Linked DNA regions of Homo sapiens: region 1 is linked to region 2. Evidence: read pairs that join two places in POLR2A ChIA-PET (ENCODE). Cell type or tissue: PC-9. All regions are shown on one strand. Links, peaks and the distances in the headings refer to the core of each region. The heading gives the core; the rest is flanking DNA.

Region 1 (5,370 bases), core at 162-5,161, 140 kb before region 2:
GAATACTTTGTGGGCTCCTAGGAGTACCATGGGCTGGGGCTGAGCCTGGTGTGTCTGGTGGAGAAGCCGCCCTGATGGCTAGGGCTCCAGCTGGGCCTGGCTGCAGGAGTCCGCATTGAGCCTCAGCATTGCTGGCGGGGATGCCTTTCCCATCCTTTAGCTTTGTTGTTGTTTTGTTTTGTTTTGTTTTGAGACAGAGTCTCACTCTGTCGTCCAGGCTGGAGTGCAGTGGAGTGATCTCAGGAGGCTCGCTGCAACCTCTGCCCCCTGGGTTCAAGCGATTCTCCTGCCTCAGCCTCCTGAGTAGCTAGGATTACAGGCGTGCACCACCATGCCCGGGTAATTTTTTGTATTTTTAGTAGAGACGGGTTTTCACCATGTTGGCCAGGCTGGTCTCGAACTCCTGACCTCAGGCGATCCACCCGCCTCAGGCTCCCAAAGTGCTGGGATTACCATCCTTTAGCTTTTATAAGCCTCATACTGTCCCCGTGAGTTGGGCAAGGCCAGAATTCTCATCCCACGCCAGCCATTGACACTACCACTGCTGTGGATATGGCCATGGCCATGGCTGGGACGGGGACCTCCTCAGCTGCTCCTTTGCCCATATCAGGCGCTGTGTTAGGCACATGGCCACCTTAATCTTATTGAACCCTCACACCAGCCTCTGGGGCAGGCACTGTGCTTATTTCCCATTTCACAGATAAGGAAATCGAGGCTCAGAGGGAAGAAATGATGGGCTGAAGGCCACCTAGCCAGTCGGTGAGAGGGTGGAGACAGAGGACACAGGGGCCCCGGCTTCAGGAAGTCTAGGTCTTTCCACCCTAGAGACAGTGAAGGGCCAGGCAAGAGGTAGGTGGGGGTCGGTGGAAGAAATTGGTTGTGATGTCTCAGGACACAGTAGCAGGAAGGTGCCTTAGAGAGCTTGCATGGAAGGAACGGGCCTTCCTGCCCTGCCCCCATTCCCCTGGTTTCCAGCCCGGAGGGTTTTCAGGGCTAATGGAGGGGAAGGGCACAGACTTCACTCCTCTGTGGAGAGAGACACAGGGATTCCTGACCAAGCTGCCATGGATCCTTCCCTCCTCCAGGTCTGCTAACTCCAGGCCCTCCCTGTCCAGCCACGTTGTCTGGAGGCCACCTGGCAGTCTCATCTGGGTTGGGAGGCGTGGGGTCTCAGAGCGGGAGGAGAGAACCTCGTGGTGGGGGGAGCTAGCAGTGAGGGAGTGGGCTGTGGGGAGTCTGGGTCCCACCCCCGGGACTCTGTCAGTGGCAGGGTAGGGGTACCCAGAGCCATGGCAGGAACCACCCCCTGCCCGCCCCCGACTAGAGGCTCAGCTTCCCTGCGTGCACCTAGCTCAGGAAGCCTTCCTTTCTAGTCTCTACAGCTGTTTCCCTCTTTTCCCATCTCATTCTTCCCTCTTCATTTCTGGCCTATCTTTTAACATCTCCATCCCTTTGATGCCTCATCCATCTCCTCTTCACCGTCTTGTCTTTGCCTGTTCCCTTTTCTGCTTCTCTGCTCCTCTTAAGGCTGGGTTTTCCTCCTGCGTCTCCTCTGTGCGCCTGTGAGTGTCCCCTGTCTGCTCATCCTCTCTCCCTCTGTCCACCTGTTTCTCTTTCTTCCAGCGTTTCTCCATCTCACGCGCTGCCTCTGTCATTTTCTCTCTTTCTTCGTCTTTCTCTCTCTCTCATTGTTCTGAGACATAGCAGTGCCTGGCCCAGCGGGGACAACATGTTTCACAGACAAATCATCCAACAAAAGAGAGGAGGAACGTGCTTCAGGTGAGCGTGAGCGCCGGCCCTGCTGTGTGCTGTGTGCGCATGGTGGGGGGAGGCTGGGGTGGGGGGGGCGGCAGGAGGCCAGTCAGGTGCGGGCGCCCAGGGCCGGGCGGGAGGGGCTCACGGGAAAGGGCTTTTGTGCAGACCAGGCTCTGGGTGGCTTTCAAGCAGCACATCTTTCTTCCAAAGCCAAACCTTTGATCCCCAGAGACATCAAAAGAGCCATCTGCATTTGTGTTTCCTCCAGGTAGAGGAGCAGGGGAGGGGCGAGGAGAGAAAAGGGGAGGGTGGCAGGCATGGCGGAGGGGGTGCTGAGAGGGGCCGCGCCTGGCCTCTTGAACCTGCATTTCAGGGAAAAGCCCCTGTCCGGAACCCACTGCTGCGCCTTCTTGGCTGGGGGACTCCTCTGCCGACTAAATGACTAACTGGGCTATCTTCAATATCAAATGAGAGGACGTGTTCTAATGAAAAAGCCCTGTAAAGAGACAGGGGGTTTGGTGTGGGTCAGGAGCAGCTGGTGCCCTCTCTAAGTGACCCCATGGGGCTTGCTTTAAAAAGCCTTCTGGGCTAGGCGCGGTGGCTCACGCCTGTAATCCCAACACTGGGAGGCTGAGGCGGGCAGACCACGAGGTCAGGAGTTCGAGACCAGCCTGGCCAACATAGTGAAACCCTGTCTCTACTAAAAATACAAAAAAATTAGCCGGGCGTGGTGGCAGGCGCCTGTAATTCCAGCTACTCGGGAGGCTGAGGCAGGAGAATCACTTGAACATGGGAGGTGGAGGTTGCAGTAAGCCGAGATCGTGCCATTGCACTCCAGCCTGGGTGACAATTGTGAAACTCTTGTCTCAAAAAAAAAAAAAAAAAGAAGAAAAGAAAAAAAGCCTCATTTCCCTGTGTTGATTCATCCCTCCAGGAAGCCTCCTACAGTAGTCAGGTTTCTCTCCCATTACTGAATCTTTTCGGCTCCTATGGGTTCAGCTCTCCCGCCTTGTCGGAATGGGGTGCTGGTCATTTCCATGGCCCCAGCAGACCAGAAGGTGGCTAAGGGAAAGATCACATCTTTGTTTTCTCTTTTGGCCCCAGGGCCTGGCCCAGGTGGGGTGAACCAGATGTCCTTGATCATAATAATACTCTCCTGTAGTCATGAGGAGCCGCTGATTTCAAACCACTTTAGCAGACACCCTAGCATTTGCTCCTCACCCTGCCCAGTGAGGAAGGCAGGGCATAGATTCACATCCCCATTTTATAGTCAAAGAAACTTGAGTTTCAAAGAGGTCAAGTAACTTGTCCAAGATCAGTTAGCAAGTGAGACTGGTAAGAAGCCCAGGAGTCAGTCTGTCATTTTCATTTTACAGATGGGGAAATTGAGGCAGAGCGTAACAGAAACACAGGTTATTAGAGACCAGGTCCAGATTAAAGCCTAAGATTCTAGACTTTTTCTTCCAAACCGTAGTGACTGGACTACCCTCCCAGCCTCCACGTGGTAGACGCATATCTGGGGGACAGCTGGCTCTCAGAGAACGTTCAGAAGATCCAGGGCTATGCTGGGGTGGGCGTGGGGGCTTCCAGTCAATTTTCTGGGTTAGAACTCATGCTATAGGAATTCCAGATGTACCCTCATGGCCCTGACCAGGGGACAGGCGATTGGTCCTGCTCGCAGGTGACGTGAGGCAGAGAGAGGGGCTGGATCAGGACACTGCTATCTATTTCTCTCCCTGATTTTCATACCGGGCTGAGTGCATGGCTCTGCCTTTGGCTTCCAGGAATGGAGAGCAGCAAAAGGCAAGGACAGCAGCTGGTTCCATGGGAGCTCCCCATAGGCCACCCAGGCCCAGCGTCGCCTTTGTTTTAGACAACAAAGAGTGTCTCATGTGGTCTCCAGACTGACGGCAAGGTGCGGACCTCTGTTCAGGCACCTCAGCTTCCAAGACTGAGTTCTGAGTCAGAATCCTCCAGAGTCCTTGGTCTGGGGCTTCCACCCCACTCAGCCCCAGGACTTCCAGGATTAGTGTCCTTGCCTGAGTTCTGTGTTTTGTCTACCAAATACCCCACGTTTATTAAGCACTGATCTATTTCCCCATTTTATTAATGAGGGATGACTGTTCCTGAGATAATCAGTGTTTCCAGTGTATTGCACTGAGAAAATACCAGCTAAGGCCAGAGGTTTGACATTTGAGTTAGAGGCTGCAACTAAATGAGGGAACAGGTAGGTTTTCCGGGTAAATGTTTGAAATATGGGAAAGAGTTCAAGGGCTGTCCTTACTATCATCACAGACCTCCGAGGGTTTGGGTCCCCACACCGAGAACACAGAGGAGTCATGGGACTCTTCTGTGGCACATGTGGGCTCCAGACACACACATTCACATACGTGTCCCAGAAGAACCAGAATGCTGGGCCCAGGGGGAAGTGGCTTGTTTGCCAATCCAGTCCCATAGGCTCAGCTTCTCTCTCAGTTCCAGGAATTGTGATTTCTCACCTGAGATTAACTTTTTGCCCTCCTATATGGGTTGTGAGCTGGGGAGGAGACAGGGCTTCCAGCTGAATCAGGAGATGAGGCCTGTGAACTGAAATCACTGGTCCAAGGCCATACATGACATCCATATATGCTATGGGCAGGTGTATACACTATGTCCAGGAGGGGAACAGAATTGGGCCACAGGGAAGGCACATAAAATTGGAATAGTCTCTGGAGTAGTGGGTGCATTCAGGTTCTTTCTTGTCAGGATAACTGTTTATGCTCTGCAGGAGTGGCAGGGAGCACCAGGCTTCTAGCAGGCAATGGGCTTCAAGTCTTATGTATTTTGCCTTAAACTACACTTATAGGATTTATTTTTGCCCGCATAGTTACCTCCCTAATTAGATTGGCTTCAGCTAGTGTTAAAATTAGTATGCATGCCTTAAGGTTGTACCCCAACCGATGGAGGGTGCTCAGATGCATGCCTGGAGCTGAGGGAAGCTTGACTGAGAGGCAGTGTCAGCCACAGATAATCCTTGAGGTGGACTATGTACTTGGGTAGCAGAATTCACAGCTTCTGGCAGGTTCCCGGGAGGATGGTGGGACTGATATGGTAAAGGTGAGAAAAGCTGGCAAGTCTGGCCTCCAGCCTGGGTTGGAGGATATAGCTCATTGATTCAAAAAGTCACTGGAGCTGGTCTTGTCCAGCTCCTTCATTTCACGGATGTAGAAATTGCAGTTCAGGGTGGAAAGTGACCTGCCCCAAACCCCACAGCTGACAAATGATAGGGCTAAGAGTCGAATGCACATCTCCAGTCCAGTGCTCCCCATCCCGCCCCCTGCTGATGTGCTGAAGCTACCGCTTGGACCTTCTTCCCTCCTGTGAGTGAGAGGAGGGAGAGGGGTCAGGCCAGGGAAGAGTGGGGCTAGAAGGAGGGGTGTGGGTGAGGAGGAGCCTACTTTGGCCACCTACTTCTTTTTTTTTTTTTTTTTTGAGACAGAGTCTTGCTCTGTCACCCAGGCTGGAGTGCAGTGGCGAGATCTCAGCTCACTGCAAGCTCCGCCTCCTGGGTTCACGCCATTCTCCTGCCTCAGCCTCCTGAGTAGCTGGGACTACAGGCGCCCGCCACCACGCCCG
Region 2 (5,370 bases), core at 229-5,228:
TTCGCTACATCACTCCTAATATGGACATAAATTCCAACAGGATCAAAGATTTAAAGAAAGGAAAACATTTTAAAAATAGTCATAAAAGTGCCAGAAGAAAATATGTGTAAATGTTTTCGTGAACCTGGGATAGCGATTTTCCTAGTCATAGAACAAAACAGAAGTCATAACAAAGAAGATTAACAAATGTACCTACGCAGACATTCAAGGAAAAAGCTCCATAAACAAAATCAAAGGACAAAATAAGAGAAAAGTACCTGCAAGATGTATGACAAAGTGCTAATTTTCCTAATTTAAAATAAGACATTTTTTAAAACAGTAAGAAAAAGATTAAACAATCCAATGGCAAAATATAGGCAAAGAATACAAACAGGTCATTCACAAAAAACACAACTGGCTAATGAAAATATAAACAATGTTCAATCTCACTAATCATTTTAAATGCAAATTAAAACAAGATCTAATTTTTCATTTATCAGATTGACGAAGATGAAGAAGGTGATACTATACAGCGTTGTGGAAGACGTGGCAACACAGGCAATCTCATGCAATGCTAATGAAATGAAAATTAGTACACTCTGCCGCAATTAGGCGTTATGTATTATATTTTATTTTAGTTTAGTTTATTTTTTGAGATAGAGTCTCACACTTGTCGTCCAGGCTGGAGTGCAGTGGCACGATCTCGGCTCACTGCAACCTCTGCCTCCTGGGTTCAAGCAATTCTCCTGCCTCAGCCTCCAGAGTAGCTGGGATTACAGGTGCCTCCCACCACGCCCGGCTAATTTTTTTGTAGTTTTAGTAGCGATGGGGTTTCACCATGTTAGCCAGGCTGGTCTTGAACTCCTGACCTCAGATGATCCGCCCGCCTCAGCCTCCCAAAGTGCTGGGATTATAATCGTGAGCCACTGTGCCCGGCCTGGCGTTATCTCTTAAATTTTAAATGTTCTGGCCAGGTGCGGTGGCTCATGTCTGTAATACTAGCACTTTGAGAGGCCAAGGCGGGCGGATCATGAAGTCAGGAGTTTCAGACCAACCTGGCTAACATGGTGAAACCCATCTCTACGAAAAATACAAAAATTAGCTGGACGTGGTGGTGGGCATTTGTAATCCCAGCTACTCGGGATGTTGAGGTAGGAGAATCGCTTGAACCCGGGAGGCAGAGGTTGCAGTGAGCCGAGATCACGCCACTGCACTCCAGCCTGGATGACAGAGCAAGACTCCATCCCAGAAAAAATAAAAATAAATAAATAAATAAATAAATGTTCATATTCTTTGACCCAGCAGTTTAACTTCTAGGATATTATGCAACTGCCCAAAGATATATGTACAAAGCTGTTCATGGCAGCATTGTTTATAATTTTTAAAAAGGGAAACAAATCACAGCTTCATTTATAGGGAGGTGGTTAGGTAAATAATAGCACATCCACAGAGCAAACTACTCTGCTGCTATTGAAAAGAATAAGGGGCTGGGCATGGTGGCTCATGCCTTAAATCCCAGCACTTTGGGAGGCCAAGGCAGAAGGATCAACCACTTGAGACCAGGAGTTTCAGGTCAGCCTGGGCAATATAAGAAGACCCTGTCTCTATTTAATAAATAAATAAAAATAAAAAAGAATAAGGAAGCTTTATGTATATACCATCATGGAAGGAAGTCTAACATAAGTGAAAAAACAAATTGTTAACCTTATGTGTAACATATTTTTAAAATAATATGTTTTAATCATGCCTGGGCCCATCCACTTCTCTTTGGAGGTCCCTAAGGAAGCTTAATACATAAAAACAGTGGTAAAGGCAGGCAAAATATCACTTTAATACTCACTGGGGTCCTGGCCTCCAGTGGGCAGGACAAAGGCCCCTCTGACAGTGCACACAGAAAGGATCCAGCGGTTCCTGGGGCTCCCTCTACCTTCACATCCTGTCACTCTGCCTGGGCCCAGATCCTCCACCTTGCCGTGCATGCACACAGGGGCCACTGATTGACTCAGAAGACCCCCACCCTCTGGTGGCTCTGGAATCTCTTCCTTCAGGGTGTGAAGGCCAGGGAGAGAGGCAGGGGAAGGGGTTGACCCACCCTCTGGGGTCAGAGGTGCTGAGCCTCCCGGATGCAGGGGGTGGACCAGAGCCAGGAATTGCAACAGCTGGCCACGGGGTTTGTGGGTGAGTGGGCAGCCTGCTGTGGTGAGGAGGGGAAGGATTTGTGGGAAACACGGTTGGCAGAAATAGCCAGGATGGCATGCACCGGCAGCCTCTGGGGAGGGGACCCTTGCCCTCAGCCAACTCCCTCAGGGTCCATCCTGGGGCATTGCTGGCCACCTGGCCACCCTACAGGCCTTGAGTCACTTCCTGTGTTTTTCTTTCCCCCCAGGTAGGCTCTTGACTCACAGCCCTCCTTCTCTTCTTCCTGTCCTTCTGTGGCTCAGGGGGCAAGGACAAGACCCACCTGAGGGTCAGGAGAAAAGTTAGGGGACCTTGGCTTGGGATAGGTGCCCTCCCACCCAGACCTCTTACCTCAAAGGCTACCTCAGTCAGTCAGTCCCCTGTGTCCAACCCAGCCCAAACAGGGACTCACTGAGTCCCTCCTAACTCCTTCCCTCAGAGAGAAGGGCTGGAGTGCTCAGACCTCCTGTCTGCATCTTCGGCAGCTTCTGCCTTCTCTCCCAGTCCTGTACCCTAACCTGGCTCTCACTCTCTCGCATTACAACAAACTTCCTCAGGAGTTCCATCTTCTCAACAAATATTTTCTAACTGAATCAGAGTCAAGGTAAATCTCCAGAGTAGGATCACAGGGCCAGCTGGTTGAGCAACACAGAAGCAGAGTCCTCTCCACTGGGGACACTTTGGTACTCATGGTTGGTTGTCTACTCAGCCTCTGTCCCCACACCCCTTTCCTCCTTTAAAACCCAACCCTCTCCGCCTCCTCCACAGTAAGGCCCTGTGCCTCACCAACCAGTTAGCGAAGCCTCATTCTCTCTAAAGGAATGGGTATGTGGCCTAATGTTGGCTGATGAGAACTCAAGAGTAAGTTTTCTAGGGGCACTCCAGGGAAAAGTTCTCCTTATTTGAAAAACAGACCTTGAGAAAGATATGGCCCCTCTTCAACCTCCAGGCATATTATGTCTGGATGCGATGTCTGGACTTTGAGCAGCCACCTTACAACCATGAAGGGCGCTATAGCACCTGAGAAGCAAATCAACACGCTGAGGATAGCAGGGCAGAAAAACAGACAGAACCTGGATCCTTGATTATGTGATAGATCCACTCAATTACCCTCCCTAGACCCACGGTCCCTAGGGACTTTTCTCAGGAAATGAAAACTTCCTGTATTGTCTAAACCATTTTGAATCAGGGTTTCTGTTACTTGCAGTCAAAGAGCCCTGAGGATACAGCTAGATATTTGGCAAGTATGGATGAAGAAACCAAATGAGTAGTTGTGAGCAAGGAGGGTGCACGGCCTGAGGAAGGAGACCACATTTCCAAACCTCTGGCTCATGTTTAGCCTCATGACATGAGACCAGGCCAGCTGGATGCTGAGAGAAGCAGGAGGAATTTGGATTGTGTGTGTATAAAGATGTAAGAAACAAGAGCTGGAGTGAGGGTACCTCTGGGAATCAGTAGCTCAGGTGTGGTGAGGGAGAGATACAGAGATGTTCATTACAGCATTGTTTATTCATGATTCCAAAAAGAGTGGAAGCAACCCAGAGGTTTATTTATAGAGAATCGATGAAACAAATGTTAGTATGTCCATAGAGTGGGAGCTGGGCATCAGCAGAACCTCAAAAGAGGAGGCACCAGCCAAGTGGGAGCCCTGGATAGGGTTGCGTGGTCCACCAACTGTGGACCTCCATCGAGCACCAGGTCTTCTCCTCACCAGCTTGGAAGGAGGAGCCTTTGGCCAGGCTCCTGGTTCAGTTCCTGTCACATATTTCTTTGCATTATACATTCCATTCCCTGACTCCCCAGTACAGCTCTGACTCCCCAGCACTGCCACTCCCTTCTCAAGGGCAGGGACTCCCTCTTCTGTGTCTCAGGGCTGCCCTGGGCTAAGCATAGTGGTTGGGGCCTGATTACATAGGATCCAGGAGGAAGACAGCTTCTGTTAAAGGTAAGGGAGGAGGAAGACTGTCTAGAAAAAACAATCAGGAAAGTGGAAGGGCCAAGGTTTACTGAGCAGGACCATTGCTGTGGAACCAGGAGAGGGACAGAGATGGGAGAGGAGGAGATGAAGAAACAGACTCTAGATGGAGGGCAACGGAGCTAGGATGGGGACAGGAGAGCCAGAGAGGAGATCCAGCCCCTACGGCACCATGGGAGGGCACCCAACTACAACCCACGGTAATGCATTTCACCCCCAACCCAATGCCAACACACATGGGTGTGCAGAAACTTGAAATGAACATTGCGCAAAACTACACTTCCCCCTACAACATGTAAAGCACTCTGTTTTCTATTCTATTCTACTTCATGTTTTTCAAATGCTGGTCACAACCTACTGTTAGGGTTGTGACCAGCCAGGGACAAAGTCCGTGCGGAGACCAAGCACAGGCATTTAGACTCTTTATAGCAATTTTTTCTCTTGAATCCCACAATACAAAATCGGAGTTTGGGCCGGGCGCAGTGGCTCAAGCCTGAAATCCTAGCACTTTGGGAGGCTGAGGCGGGCAGACTGCCTGAGCTCAGGAGTTCAAGACCAGCCTGGCCAACATGGTAAAACTTCGTCTCTACTAAAATACAAAAAAATCAGCCAGGCATGGTCACAGGTGCCTGTAATCTCAGCCACTCAGGAGGCTGAGGCACAAGAATTGCTTGAGCTCGGGAGGCGGAGGTTGCAGGGAGCGGAGATCGTGCCACTGCACTCCAGCCTGGACAACAAAGCAAAACTCTGTCTAAAAAAAAAAAAAAAAACTGTACTTTGTCTTATTTTATCTTTCTAATCATTTCTTTGCATTATACAATATGGAATTTTCTGTGAGACAGAGTCTCGCTCTGTCGCCCAGGCTGGGGTGCAGTGGCGCAATCTCGGCTCACTGCAACCTCCACCTCCTGTGTTCAAGCAAGTCTCATGTCTCAGCGTCCCGAATAGCTGGGATTACAGGTGTGTGCCACAACACCCAGATAATTTTTGTATTTTTTAGTAAAGATGGGGTTTCACCACATTGGCCAGGCTGGTCTCGAACTCCTGGCCTCAAGTGATCTGCCTGACTCAGCCTCCCAAATTGCTGGGATTACAGGCATGAGCCACTGCGCCCGGCCGACAGATTGGGATTTAAAAAAAAAAAAAACTAGTCGTTCTTTCAGGTAGCTTGAAAAGCACTGTGTTGGAGGATACGGGCCCTGCCTAGCAGCTCACAGTCCAAGATGGAAAACTCCTCT

Evidence for each region. Peaks named below come from ENCODE experiments on the same cell type or tissue, not always from the same donor. Only the 100,000 strongest peaks of a DNase experiment are listed, where the experiment ranks them.
Region 1: POLR2A ChIA-PET joins it to region 2 with 23 read pairs; 1 of 35 experiments calls an interaction of 5 or more read pairs at or near these places.

The regions. Positions count from the first base shown.
Region 1 is chr6:43,889,687-43,895,056 of GRCh38, forward strand. It overlaps LINC01512 (long intergenic non-protein coding RNA 1512), which reads left to right and starts at 1,342. Exons shown (of 2, transcript NR_024478.1): 1 at 1,342-1,779. All of the region lies in intron 2 of LOC105375070 (a long non-coding RNA gene), which reads left to right. RefSeq lists an enhancer at 1-762. In PC-9, for the core only: no CTCF peak of the experiment used is centred there; a DNase peak (open chromatin) is centred at 2,675; H3K27ac peaks cover 523 bases.
Region 2 is chr6:44,032,429-44,037,798 of GRCh38, forward strand. All of the region lies in intron 1 of SCIRT (stem cell inhibitory RNA transcript), which reads right to left. Among named protein-coding and RNA genes, the nearest start is that of LINC03040, 35 kb to the left of the region's middle. In PC-9, for the core only: a CTCF peak has its summit at 1,765; DNase peaks (open chromatin) are centred at 2,273, 2,773, 3,473 and 3,973; H3K4me3 peaks cover 2,838 bases; H3K27ac peaks cover 5,000 bases.